4 separate regions of the Homo sapiens genome follow, and regions 1, 3 and 4 are each linked to region 2. The links are chromatin contacts, found by Hi-C or POLR2A ChIA-PET in ENCODE. All regions are on one chromosome and are shown on one strand. Each heading gives the region's core, a stretch centred on a gene start or an enhancer-like site at or near the end of the contact. The rest is flanking DNA. Distances are from core to core; before and after follow the strand shown. Region 1 overlaps DNM3 (dynamin 3). Region 2 overlaps DNM3 (dynamin 3). Region 3 has its middle 19 kb from the start of FASLG. Region 4 overlaps DNM3 (dynamin 3).

Region 1 (3,584 bases), core at 98-2,597, 310 kb before region 2:
GTTTTCACTTGTTTACCAACTTTCACAGTCTTGGATAGCTGCAATAGCCAAAAGAGGAGAAAACAGGCTTTGTGATTCAGTTGAGATGAACAAATCAGTATTAACTCCTGAGTCAGTGAAATCAAGCCTAGAGCCAGATATGGAGCCCTAGGGCCAGAGGTTCTCCCTAATGTCTAATGTCTTGGCCCCTCCTGGGCTGAGAAAACTTAAGTTCTTAAGAATCAGCTGTACTCCTGACCTTAAGTAAATAAGCTAACTGTTTTAATTTAGTGTTTTCATCTATAATATTCAAATGATAATAAATCCTACTTAACTCTTTAGGATCCGCTGTCAAAATAATATTGGAGAAAATATAGGATAATTATTTAAAGCATTTTAAATATTTGTAATCATATCTATGTCAGTTGCTAGCTTCTTCATATTTCAGAGTTTTTGTTTTAGTAAAATGGCATGTTCAAACTTCACCATGTTGTTAAGATTGTGGGCTCTGGGCTCAGACTACCTGAATTTGAATTTCAGCTCTGTTGTTAACATTTTGTGTAACTTGTGACAAGTTATTTGACATCTTTACACTTCAATTTTCGCATCTTAAAGTGAGACAATAGTGGTAGTTAACTCACAGACATTTTGTGAGGATGGAAAGAAGTAATCAAAATACAAGGCCAGGTGTAGTGGCTCACACCTGTAATCCCAGCACTTTTGGGAGGCTGAGGCAGGCAGATTGCTTGAGGTCAGGAGTTCGAGACCAGGCTGGGAAACATGGTGAAACCCTCTCTCTACAAAATATTAAACAATTAGCTGGGCACGGTGGCCTGCACTACCAGTAGTCCCAGCTACTCGGAGGCTGAGGTGGAAGGATCACATGAGCCTGGGAGGTTGAGGCTGCAGTGAGCTATGGTCATGCCACTGCACTCCAGCCTGGGTGACAGAGCAAGACCCTGCATATATATATATATATATATATATATATATATATCTTAGTTCTTAATTAATTTTAGTTGTTTTTGTTGTTATTCCCAAAGAGCTATGGCACATGGTAGATTCGAGGAAGAATTGCCTTTTCTGATTCCAAGGGAAATTGTTTTCAATCTGCAACTCAGTTACAGTGGTTAATTTATTCCTCAAGTAGGACATAAGGGATGGAGCAGGCATCTCCCTACTAAGTCACAGTCTCAGGTGGTGTGGTCCAACAGTTATCAAGTGCCTGTCAAAGCTGGTAGTGGTCACCTCTAATATGGACTTGTGTGGCATAGCAGAAACATGCCTGGTTTTGGTAGTGTGGACATGTCATTTTGGATGGATCTCGCATTTGAATTCTGGACTCTGCTGCCTGGGACCATGTGGTACTTTTAAAGTATCCAGTTAGACAGAGTGACCCATATCCTCAGGCCTCCGCGCCTGAACAGCTCTGGGACATTCTTGCAGTTTTATTTCTTTCTTTAAAAAGTAGAGTTACTACCAACTTCTGCTCTGGAAGCTTTGTGGGAAAAAAAAATCTTCAAAATTAAGAATATGGAAAGCCATAAATCTGTCTGTAGCTTTTTCTTAAACAAAGGTTTTTTGAATGTCTGAGTGTGCCAGCTGTTAGTCTTGGTGCTTCCATACATGTCACTGCATGTTGAAGCAGTGGACTTTCTGGGCAACTACTGCTACCAGGGGTAGCTTTACTTTGCTTCAACTAAATATTCAATAACTGTGGATGAAAAAGGCAGTGAGAAACTCTGAGAAAGTGAAAAAATGAGAAAAAAATGGATTATTTTTCTTTTCATCCCCCACATGCGACCTGGCTCTTTTCCTAGAGTGAACACAGACTCCCAGTTTCCAGGAATATAATGAGAACAGCCATAGCTTTTATTTTTTTTCCACTTTTTTTCCTATACTACAGTCCAAGTTAATGTGTGTGAACGTCCAAAAGCTATTCATGACAGCCTTTGGCAATGTTGAGAATTATGTAGATATTTTGCTCCTTATAGTGGCAACAATTTATTTGTGTTCAAATATTACAGTTTATTGGTACAAACTTTTGGCCAAATGGATTTGGAGTATACAATTTAACTGAATCTGGCTTTATTGTTGGGAGAAGAGAGGCAAAACTACAACTAATCCAATAATGATCACGCTTCCTAATGTTTCAGTTTTCTTCAAGATATGAAACAAAACTCTGACTGTATGAATTTTTTTCATACAAGTATGATGTTATTGACCTAATAGCCCCCATGCCTTGACTTTATTTTTGGTAGTGGGAGTAGATTTGGAGTGATCTTTTAAATCTTTTTTTGACAGGTCCCCTTGTGACTCTCAGCAAGAATTGGTCAGATGACTGGTTGAGATTAGCCACAAAAACAAAGCCTCCAGCCTATAGCACTGGGTACTGAGTACAAAACAAGAACAAGTGGCCACGTACTAATTATATATATGTATATGTGAGAATAAATCACTCCCTGGAAAGTTAACTGTTCTTGGCCAGGCACGGTGGCTCACGCCTGTAATCCCAGCACTTTGGGAGGCCAAGGTGGGTGGATCACCTGAGGTCAGGAGTTCAAGACCAGCCTGGCCAACATGGTGAAATCCCATCTCTACAAAAGTACAAAAATTAACTGGGCATGATGGCAGGTGCCTGTAATCCCAGCTACTTGGGAGGCTGAGGCGGGAGAATTGTTTGAACCCAGGAGGCGGAGGTTGCAGTGAGCTGAGATTGCACCATTGCACTCCAGCCTGGGCAATAGAGTGAGACTTGTCTCAAAAAACAACAACAAAAAAAAGAGTTAACTGTTCTTCAAGCCTGGTAGATAGTTACACAAATAAGGCCGCAAATGTTTATTGGGCACCTATTGTGTGTATCATGCTAGGCTCTAAGTTCTAAGGATAAAATGGTGAACAAGATAAACATAATCCTAGCTTCTATGGAGTGTACATTCTTGCAGAGAAGAGAAATATTAAAAAAAATTAATAATTAATTACATTTGTAGTAAATGCCACAAATAAGTATAGGGTGCTATATAGATATACACACACATACACAAACACACATATATGTATATATAGTGTATATATACATGTACATATATGTATGTATGTATATATGTGTGTATTTACATGTACATATATACATACATATACGTATATATGCTTATATGTATATATACACATATAAGTATATGTGTACATATTTGAACATATGTGCATATGTGTACATATTTGAACATATATGCATATGTGTACATATTGAAACATATATATGCATATAGGTATATATGTGTATATAGCACCCTATATTTTATAGAATACATAATTTTACGTATACATAATTTTATACATATACATAATTTTCTGTATGTATATAATTATGGCACATAGACTATTTGAGAGTAATAGTACAATCCAACCTGGTCTTGGTTGGGTAGGGGATAAGGATCATGGATGGCTTTCTTGAGGAAGTACCCACTGGGGAGCATTATGTAGAATATGTCTATGAACTGTTGCCATGAGGACTCTGATGCGTTCAAATGCTACCTTCAATGAAGGGAGGCAGCAAACAAATACTCACAATAGTCACCAAAATTTATCCAACAAAGTTGAAGAGC
Region 2 (3,525 bases), core at 821-3,320:
GGTTCCCCCATCTCCTTTCAGAACCAGTGGATGCATAAGATAAAAATGTTACCATCTACTGATATAAACTCCAACTATGCTAATCAGAAGTTGATAATCTGATAACGACTGACATTTTATTTTCTTCTGAGTGAATATGAGATAATCCATGGTTTGTTTTCTCTTCTTTTAGGCTGAAAATGATGAGAATGGACAAGCAGAAAACTTTTCCATGGACCCACAATTGGAGAGGCAAGTGGAGACCATTCGCAACCTCGTAGACTCCTACATGTCCATTATCAACAAATGTATCCGAGATCTAATTCCAAAAACAATAATGCACCTTATGATCAATAACGTAAGTGATTATAAACTACCTCCATTTAACTTCTAACCCATCCGAGTGTGGAAGTTGCACATATTATCTTCAGCTTCTTTGTGTATTTTCTGGATAGTTCAAATAATATTACCCAGGTTCATCATTTTCCATTAGACGTGATATGTGACTGACCAGTGAAAGAGAACTTAGGGAAGAAAACTTAAAACTTCTAGCTATAGGACTGAGGTATTCCCCATTGGCTGTCTTCTAGAAGAGTGTGAGTTTGCTCACAATAAAGCAAAACAAAAACACCATAATCCTGGGCATCATGTAAATTAATTGCAAAACCAGCAAAGAAACCAGATGCCCTGGCTCCTAGACTTTGAGACTAAAGGCAAAGGATATATTTGTTCCTATGCCCATGCGTGTGCATGCATGTGCACACACATATATAAAATATGTTAATATGATTATTTTCAGCTTCTAAAATCTATGGAATGCTATTTTAACCTGGGAAAGGGCTTCTTGCTTTATTCCCTCGGATTAAAAACTCAGTGAATTTTATTTTTCTAAGGTAAGGATGCTATAACCTCAAATCTGAAAATCCTGCTTGACTAGCCATCAATGGGTCTAAATAACCTTTTCAAGGTTATTTATAGTAGTCAGAGTATGATACTTAAATTATGTTTGATTTAGTTCTTTTGGTAGTTAACTTTTTACAGTACAAATAATACCACAAGTTATTTGAGAAATAGTCTTTTAGATAAGATAGGTTATAATGAGGTGTTTTATAGGGGGCTTTTCTGAATCTTGACAAGTGAGACACCAATAATTTTATTCCTAGTTATCTTCTAAGGACATCTTTTTATTTAATCCAATGATAAATTATGAGCATTACTTGTAAGAAATTAAAATTAGATGGCAAAGTACTAAAAAGAGCCCCAAAGTAGAATTTAGGAGAAATCTGGGTTCTAAATCTGGTTCTGCTACAGACTCTGTTGACCTAAGGTGAGTCTCTTTCATGTGTCTGTTTCCTCCATATGTAAAATACTAATTGTAGTAAGTGTATCTGACTTAGGGATTTGTTCCAGAAGATGGTACAAATGAAAGTACTGTGAAAAATATAATTGTAAGAAATTAATATGGCTGCCTATTTAAGAACTGTAAATAGCCCTTGTTCATATTTCATGGTTAATTTCAAAATTTTATTTCTAAATACGACAGTCCGTTCATTGTCCATGATCTCTGCATTCCTTGACTGTAAGCAACCCCAAGCACTCATGTGAACAATCTTATTTTTAACTAACACTATTTTCATACACGTATGTATTCAAACAAGGTTAGCTGGATGCTTTGAAGAATCAGCAACAGGTAAGCAATAAATTAGAAATGTGGGAACTATGAATTGTATTCTTTTGACCAATGGCTTTCTGTGTAACCTAAAGCAAATCATTTCGCCCCTTTGAGTTGAAGTCAGTTTCTTCTAAAACTACAGTGAGGTACCTCACAGAGCCATCAGAGATTATAATAAAAGTGGCTATAAGCCATTTAGAAAAATATAAAGTACTAAACAAATAGTCTGTGTATTTTTAAAATTACCTTCTTCATTTACTTAAATGAATTCAGGTTGTTTTGCTGTGGTATATCCAGGCACTTGCTTATTTAAACATTTTCCTGATTAAGGATCATTTATCTTTTCACTGTTTCACCGAGAGTCATTAGTGCTGCCATCAGTTCAAACGCTGCTTTGCTCTGCACTATATTAAATCATCAGCACAGGAAATAGCACTTCCTGCCTATAGCTGTGAGGAGTAGCTTGACACAAATTAGCTAAAAGGAAAAAAAAAAAAAACAAAAAACCCCTATTGCAAATCTATCCTACTTTCACCTTCTCAAGAAAAACATACACACATGCACACACATATGCGCACACACACACACACACACACTGAAAGAAAGAAAGAAAGAAATGCAGGGGTAGTTTCCCTCACTCTTCACTGGTGTGTTTTCTTGTTTTAATGAAATGGCTAAACCTCCACCTACAGGATATTATCCTCGGAGGTAAAGTTCTGATAGTTGTCTTGAGAGAGACCTCACATAAGAGTCGTGAGAAAGGAGACTTCAATTAAGATCTGATCACCAAGGTCAAATCTTGAAGTAAAAACTAATAGGAATGTGGAGAAGGCGAAAGTATCATGTAGTGCTGAATTCTTATGAAATTGTGGCTTTGTTTGAAATTTAACTTTTTGTATCTACCAGAAGTTAGTTTTACATATCTAGAATGACTGCTTTTCTTGGGTATTATTTTATGTGCTTTTTAAACATATATAAAAAGGTATAGTTTTATATATAATACATATATTTTAAAATTATATATGTATAATTCTATATATGAAAAATATATATCTCTTTTATTAATGTAGTCATATTGTCGTGGCATCTTATTGTACAGAATGCCCAAGCCTATTTTGTTCATTCCACACGTGACCTGTTGAGTCCAAGGAAACTGAAACAGTGAACACCCAGCACTGTGCCATCTAGATGTATTGATTTTTTAACTTGATTCAAAGTGAAGAGATCTTCAAATGAAAGAACTAATAATAAAATCACAACGAGAAAACTAGTCTTTTGACTCCTAATTCTAAATTCTATTCACTTAACCCTGCTGCATCTTTAAATGAGTTTGGATCAAAAAGCTAATTGTTCCTCCAGAATCAATAAATGCCTAAAACACGGTCCTCTATTTCTTCCTGGTCTATCAAAAGCGGTGTTCTGGCCTTTCCTCTTTGAAATGGGAATGAAAAAGAATATGTTTCGGCCTTCTGAAAAAGAATATGTTTCAGCCAACATTCATAAAGTTCAGAATTTGGTGGGCAGTTTCCTTTGAAAGTTTACATTAAGTGTTCTGCCACTCAAATCTCCATATGGAATTGTTTAAGAAGTTTAAAGCCTAGCAATAAATGCCTTGCCTCAGACATACTGTAAGCCTTTGTCTATTGAAATGCAGCAGCTGTTTCATTACTTAAACATACCAGGTAACAGCAGCACAAAGAAATAGCAAGTTTATGACAGACGGTCTTTCTGGACAGGCTACAGTCAAAGCAGCAGAGTTTTGCTCAGGACTTTAAAGCTAACACACACATAACACCCCATGGTAAGCCCATTTGGATGGCCTCTTCTCTGTAGCTCACCCCACCAGAAGTTCTCCATCAAAGAATGAAGTGGAT
Region 3 (3,406 bases), core at 22-2,521, 260 kb after region 2:
CCTTGCCTGGCAGTCCAGCCTCATTTCTCACTCCTCTCTAACATTTGTGCATTCAGCAAGTATTTATTAATGCCTCCTTGTACCAAGTCTATTCTACGTTCTGGGGATGTAGCAGAGAGTAAAACAAAGTCCCTGCCCTCAGGGGGCTTACATTGTAGTTGGAGACAGACAATAAACAAAGAATTGTGTAAAATATCAGATGGCACTAAGTACCATAGAGAAAAATAAAGCCAGGTGAACCCTAGCTGGCAGGTTGCACAACATATCTTGCTCTCTTTTCATGCTCTCTTGTCTGCCTTGAATGACTCTTTTTCCTTTCAGCTTAACTGCCTTCTACCTATTGTATCACTTGGGGGCCTAGCTTGAGGGTTACAACCTCTGACACCTGTGATCCTGCAAGTGTGAAATTGATGACCGCCCTCCTTGCTTGTAAGGTACTTGTGTCTACTCTTACCATACGGTTATAACTGTTTTTTAAAGTTTATAGTTACTTTTCCATATCCCCCACTAGATAGTGAGTAAATTGAGGGTTTCTGCATATTCTTAAATTTTCCACGGATCTTTGTTGACTAAATGAACAGTCTCTTTGGAAAGATCTTCAAGGAAGGAGCTGCTTGGTGGGAGAAGAATTCTCCTGTCCTCTGTTTTTCTTTTCCTTTTCCAATAAGAAAGTTTCTTTCCTCTGCTCTCAAAGCACAAAACTATGCATGAGGTTATTTGAAAACCAAGTAAAAGGACATGGTTTGTGTCCTGTGGTTTGGGGGCTGGTTATTCATGAGTGTGAAATGTCTTACATTTTCAGTGAGTCACAGGAATGCAACTTTACCTGGTTGTGAGACATCAATACACTCATTCTGTTTGCATATTCATACACACACTCATGCATGAAAAAAGATGAAACACGTCCTTTATATCTACAGGCTGGGACTTATCTCTATGCATTTCACTAGGCAGATAAACAGGATGCACACTTATAATCGACAAAAATCAAACACTAAAATCTACTCCTGGCACTGCTCTATATCTACCCAGTATCTTTGACTTTCTGTGTGCTGTGGTTGTGTCTGGCTTCTGCTGCCTGGGCTTCCGGTGTGTGAAGCCTCCTTTGTCTAACATTCTGAGATCCCCTGTGAGTGTGACTGAGGCTGGCTTGGTTTTCTAGAAGACCCAGGAGTGGTTCTCCCTCTGCCCTGCATGTTGCTGCCCTATGGAACAAGATGACGGCTGAATTTCTGTTGCTTGGTGGAGTACACACATGTTCCACTGCATTCTGGAACGCTTGAGCTCTCGAGCCCAGACCGCAGAGTGCTGTGGGCAGATCAGTCTCTGATCTGTCTCATCTCTGGAAACCCTGATTCTCGTTATGTCAGAGCCTCTCCAAAGGAAAGTAACCAGGGTAGAATCCTGCATGAGGAGAGGAGCAGCCTTGGGCGGCAGGTGACTGCCTGTGAAGCTTGTGCCCTGGAAGGTTGGCTGTGGATAAATATCCACCCAAGGGCATAGCATGTGTGTGCCTTGCCTTTTAAGGGAGGGCTGGTTGAGGAACAGGATGGTCTGTTGTGGTTGCAGCTCCATGAGCAGACTAAGCCAGGCTGGCAGGAATGCCCAGAGGGTTCTGAGCAAACTTAGCAACGAGGATTCAGGTCACTTACCAGATTGACCATTTCTCTTTAATTGGTAATTTTCTTCATATGATGCTTCCAATAAAATGTGCCCAAAGGTTTTGTTGTTGTTATTTGTTTAAAAATAAAGCTAAAATAAATGGAGATAATAATTCTTTAAGCCCCATGTCAAATTCAGCCTTCCCCATGAAATATTTCTTCAGTTCCCAACTCTGTTCTTTCCTCCTTCTCCAGTCTAAATATGCCATCTCTCTTCTTTAACACAGTACTAATTTGGAGTCTTCTTAAAGTGTTTCTCGCACTTTCTCTTTTTAATGTAGTTACTGTTACATAAGAACTTCTCAGCTTCAGTGCTGTTTTTCTGACCGTGGACAATCAGGGTTCCTAGACTGACTTGTTCCTCTTTGCCTCCCTGAAGCAGTTAGTGTAGAGCTTTATGCCACAGGAACTCAATAAGCCACGGTAGAACCAAAGAGCTCTTAGCCTTGCACCATTCCCTTGCCCGCTCCTGGTGACTTGATGACCTGCACTGGCCACATGCTAGCAGGATTTCCAGGCAGACTGCCTAAACATTTCAAACAGATTGGGTCATGGCGGTAGAGCACATGGCGTGGCATGAGCTTCAGAAACGTGTTATGCTTAGACTTCCCATGAACTTTATAGCTACTTTACCGTCTGAGAGCTACAGACAATCTTTCCACCCCTGGTAGCTGTGTAACATCCTTGAGGACATGGAATATTTTCCATTTCATTATATCCCCACAATGGTACCTGGTGCCAGGTGCTCAGGAAGTATTGGTGGAGTGGTTGATTAGGTTGCCTGGCTTTGCAGGGGCTTATCAGTCTATAATTTACACCACTGACCTTCCCCCAAACTCCAGGGAGGGAAGAGGGACTGAAGATTAGCAGAAAATCACCCAGGAAAGACAATAAGAAATGAAGGCTTCTACTCAAAAAGTAGGATTTCTAGTAAGTCATGAAGGCTTAATGCTGTGTCTTTGTGAAAGGACTGAAGTCTGCCCTGTTTGTGCTGGATGAAGGCAGGGAAAGAAGGACTTTGAGATCGGGATGTCCATCATACATGATGGAAACTTGGGTTTTAGCAAGAGAGAATATGTAGTGGTGATGAACTCTAATTTCAGGCATTTAGGGGTACCTCTAATTGAAAAATTATATTCTGGGGACCTGGAAAGAATTGTGGGAGTCGGAGGAGGTGAAACCTCAACAAAAGCAGTTTCATATTCTCACACTGAAACTCAGTGGAATGTTAGGTGGGTGGGGAACTAGAGGTCAGCCCGGGATGAGCTCTTGTCTCCTGGTAAGCTCTGCTCTCCCACTAAAGCACCCTACTTAGGGCCAGGGCCCCCATTTGGGTGAAGTTAACCTTTCCTCTTCTCAGGAGCTGGCAGGACTCAGGCAGTTTTCATTGCCCTTTAACTTAAACTCTTATTCTCTTTAAGCATCTACTCAGTGTCCTTGTTGAGGGTATATTAGGTCTCTTTTGGTTGCAAATGACAGAAACCCAACTCAAATAGGCTTACACTGGAAAAAAAAAAAAAGAAAATTCTGACTTCTACAACTTAAAAAATTTAGTGATGGATTTCCCAGATTAAGGTCCAGTTGGAATCTGTCTTTGTCCATCTCTCAGCTCTGCCATCTGTAGACACTCCCATGTGGATGACCAGCCAAGCCCAGCAGAGCAAAAGCACTTCTTTCCCAGTAGCTTCAGCAAAGGTCCCAGAGCTACTCAGAAACAGTCAGATGGGGCATTGGACCATCCATAA
Region 4 (3,264 bases), core at 74-2,573, 260 kb before region 2:
CACTTTGGGATATTAAAATAGGGCTTTGTGGTCAAACTTGGAGTTGGTAAGCAAAGTTAAAAGGTGTGTTTATCTTGATACTTCTCAGCATTTTTAATAGAAGAATGTGCATTGTGTACGTGAGAGAAGACCGTATGGTATTGCAGGAATTTCATAACTTTTTTAGTCATGAAAACTTTTTTCATGGAATGTCTCTCTTAAATAGCATTTCTTAGAACGTACTTTGAGAAACCCTGCCTCAACCCCATCAGTTACTTAAAAGTCTTCACTGGGCCGGACGTGGTGGTTCCCGCTTGTATTCCCATCACTTTGGGAGGCTGAGGTGGGCGGATCACCTGAGGTTGGGAGTTTGAGACCAGCCTAACCAACATGGAGAAACCCTGTCTCTACTAAAAATACAAAATTAGCCAGGCATGGTGGTGCATGCTTGTAATCCCAGCTACTTGGGAGGCTGAGACAGGAGAATTGCTTGAACCTAGGAGGCAGAGGTTGTGGTGAGCTGAGATCATGCCATTGCACTCCAGCCTGGGCAACAAGAGCAAAACTCCATCTCAAAAAAAAAAAAAAGTCTTCACTGAGGCCTAAGCCTTCTCTCTATTTTAGAATACCAGAATGGCGGCATTTTTTTTTAAAATGTGCATGGCTCTTATATTTAGTCTTTGTGACTGATATGGTTTGACTGTGTCTCCATGCAAATCTCACCCTGAATTGTATCTCTCAGAATTCCCACGTGTGGTGGGAGGGACCCAGGGGGAGGTAATTGAATCATTGGGGCCAGTCTTTCCCGTCCTATTCTCATGATAGTGAGTAAGTCTCTCAAAATCTGATGGGTTTATCAGGGGTTTCTGCTTTTGCTTCTTCCTCATTTTTTTCTCGCAGCCACCGTGTAAGAAGTGCCTTTCATCTCCCACCATGATTCTGAGGCCTTCCCAGCCATGTGGAACTGTAAGTCCATTTAAACCTCTTTTTCGTCCTAGTCTTAGGTATGTTTTTATCAGCAGTGTGAAAATGGACTAATAGTGAATCAGGGTCCCACAAGTATCATCTTTAATCTTTCTCTGAAAGCTGAATTGTATTGGAAGTGGAGAGAGGAGAAAGAGGTTGTTTTTAGGAATGAGCTCTTTTATTTTGACCCCTAGTAATTACTAGCAGGTAAATCCTTAGAAGCACTGAAAAAGGTAGTGATACATAAGGGCAAGTTAGAAGTTGTGAAGTGTGTTCTCTTGCTTGGTAAGAAGAAAGACAACTGGGTCATACATAAGAGATTGTGGCACTGAACAGGGGAGTTGGTAAGCCACTCCTCGGGACCTCAAGACTAAAGTGCACAGGGCTAACCAAACTGACAGGAAAGTATGTTTGTGGTTTGCACAAGGTGAAAGCCCCAGTTACCCACAGCTATGTGCTTAATGGTGTCTATATCCTCACATCCTGCACTGCCAAAATCCACAGAACAATCAAAGGTGAGGAAGGAAGGTCCTTGATTCCTTCACATTGGAAGAGATTTAAAACTAGGATTCCACATTAGATACATGCATGCATTTTTCCCTAGAACATTAGTATTTATGGTAGTGGGTTCTCTATGAAGGATTGGCTACTAACACTTATTTAATACCTGAGTGTGTGAGCATCTCCTTAGTAATACTATTGGTACTCTTTTTCAGAGGTATGATAGGGTAAATAAATTTTTCTAGAATGTCTTAGGAACCCAAAACCTTAAAATTTGTCAGCCATTCTCATTACTTGACATTGACAAATTGCTCTATAGCTTTAATTTGAATGATTGAATGATAGCACATCTTGTTGCTTCCCTTTAGGGATCAAAATTTCCAGGAAGTCTTTTAAAACTGATTCTCTGTTTGATATGTTTTCTTCATTGGCCAATTCTTGTTTTGTTTTGTTTTTTCTTCTTTTGCAATTTTGGAAGATTTTTTTTTTCTGCATCTGGAAGATGCTGAGAAAGTATTGATTCACCATATGAAATCAGACTTACATGGGAAAATTTCACCTCTGTCACCCACCCGTTCCACTCTCGAGCTCCCCATCTCCATCAAGCCACAGCAACAACTCTTAGTGACGTTTCCCAGCCAGCAGGCATCAGGAGAGCCAGAGTGGTTTTTCTCATATTTAATGCTTTCAAACCAGTCACAGCTGGCTGCTCCTGCAAGTGCCCATCTCTCATCAGAGATGCTGAAGCTCCTCTCTGAGTCCCTCAATCCTCCCCTCTGTCCAGAGATTAAAGACAAAGGCCTGGCACAGAAGGGAGCCTTTGGTACCCTGCTTTAGCACTGTGACCCCATCACCTTTGGGGATTGGTCAGGCTGATGTCATACTAGTTGTTAATTTTTTTTTTTTTTTTTGAGACAGAGTTTCACTCTTGTTGCCCAGGCTGGAGTACAATGGAGCAATCTTGGCTCACCACAACCTCCGCCTCCCGGGTTCAAGCGATTCTTCTGCCTCAGCCTCCTGAGTAGCTGGGATTACAGGCATGCACCACCACACCCAGTTAATTTTGTATTTTTAGTAGAGATGGGGTTTATCCATATTGGTGAGGCTGGTCTCGAACTCCTGACTTCAGGTGGTCCGCCCGCCTCAGTCTCCCAAAGTGCTAGGATTACAGGTGTGAGCCACCACACCTGGCCAGTTGTTAAATATTTTTAATATTCTCTCTTCAGTAACCTTAAAACCAGTGAAAAAAATTTTACGTTTGACCTTACAGTGGCATTTGACCTTTGACCTTTCAATCTTTTCACCTTTACGTTTGACCTTTCAATCCTTTCGCCTTATTGAGACATTCTCTTTCATTCATTTTTGTAGTATTCTCTGTTCTCTCTCTCTTCTAGCCCCGCCTCGGTTTCCTTCATGGGTCCATCCTCTCCTCCCAGACATTGCACGTTGGCTTTCCTCAGCGCTCAGTCCTGGGCCCTCTTCTCTTCTCACCCAAATGCTCATTTTAAGTCATTTTTTTCACACCCACAGTTTTATTTACACCTGCAAACAACAATTCACAAATTTGCACATCTGATCCAGACATCTTTACAGCCAATGATCTATTTCACATGTTCACATCTTGACATGTCCAGACTGAACTTATGACTCCTCCACTCCCTAAACATAGTCCTCCTACTCTCTGTCCATGAATGTGCCTCAACAGTCTGTTTAGTTTCTTAAACGTAGACCTCGGGAGTCATCTTCGACACCCCTTTCTCTCCCATCTTCCATATCCAATTTATCATTGTCATACTAACTTCTCTTCCTAAATATTCT

What was found. A loop is a pair of places that touch in the nucleus more often than their neighbours do. ChIA-PET counts read pairs that join two places held with the same protein, here RNA polymerase II (POLR2A). Pooled maps may share reads with other maps.
Region 1: POLR2A ChIA-PET joins it to region 2 with 15 read pairs in PC-3. The contact joins two enhancer-like sites. A Hi-C loop is called at or near these places in 2 of 168 maps with a recorded cell type or tissue (GM12878 and left colon). POLR2A ChIA-PET finds 5 or more read pairs at or near these places in 2 of 52 experiments (BJ and PC-3).
Region 3: a loop to region 2 is called in a pooled map, with 4 times the contacts of the local background. The contact joins two enhancer-like sites. A Hi-C loop is called at or near these places in 7 of 50 pooled maps. POLR2A ChIA-PET finds 5 or more read pairs at or near these places in 2 of 52 experiments (CD4-positive, alpha-beta T cell and activated CD4-positive, alpha-beta T cell).
Region 4: a pooled map shows a loop between it and region 2 (3-fold over the local background). The contact joins two enhancer-like sites. A Hi-C loop is called at or near these places in 7 of 50 pooled maps. POLR2A ChIA-PET finds 5 or more read pairs at or near these places in 3 of 52 experiments (BJ, CD4-positive, alpha-beta memory T cell and GM12878).

What each region holds. Positions count from the first base shown.
Region 1 is chr1:172,070,145-172,073,728 of GRCh38, forward strand. The region is part of intron 11 of DNM3 (dynamin 3); the gene reads left to right. Among named protein-coding and RNA genes, the nearest start is that of MIR3120, 67 kb to the right of the region's middle. Within about 2 kb of position 1,348, at least 3 of the 41 ENCODE cell types and tissues checked have a DNase peak (open chromatin) inside an H3K27ac peak, as active enhancers do.
Region 2 is chr1:172,378,846-172,382,370 of GRCh38, forward strand. It overlaps DNM3 (dynamin 3), which reads left to right. Exons shown (of 21, transcript NM_015569.5): 18 at 173-337. Among named protein-coding and RNA genes, the nearest start is that of C1orf105, 40 kb to the right of the region's middle. Within about 2 kb of position 2,071, at least 7 of the 41 ENCODE cell types and tissues checked have a DNase peak (open chromatin) inside an H3K27ac peak, as active enhancers do; they include GM12878, where a contact is called at or near this core.
Region 3 is chr1:172,638,205-172,641,610 of GRCh38, forward strand. No RefSeq gene overlaps it. Among named protein-coding and RNA genes, the nearest start is that of FASLG, 19 kb to the right of the region's middle. RefSeq lists an enhancer at 333-1,532. Within about 2 kb of position 1,272, at least 6 of the 41 ENCODE cell types and tissues checked have a DNase peak (open chromatin) inside an H3K27ac peak, as active enhancers do.
Region 4 is chr1:172,116,653-172,119,916 of GRCh38, forward strand. The region is part of intron 13 of DNM3 (dynamin 3); the gene reads left to right. Among named protein-coding and RNA genes, the nearest start is that of MIR3120, 21 kb to the right of the region's middle. Within about 2 kb of position 1,324, at least 2 of the 41 ENCODE cell types and tissues checked have a DNase peak (open chromatin) inside an H3K27ac peak, as active enhancers do; they include GM12878, where a contact is called at or near this core.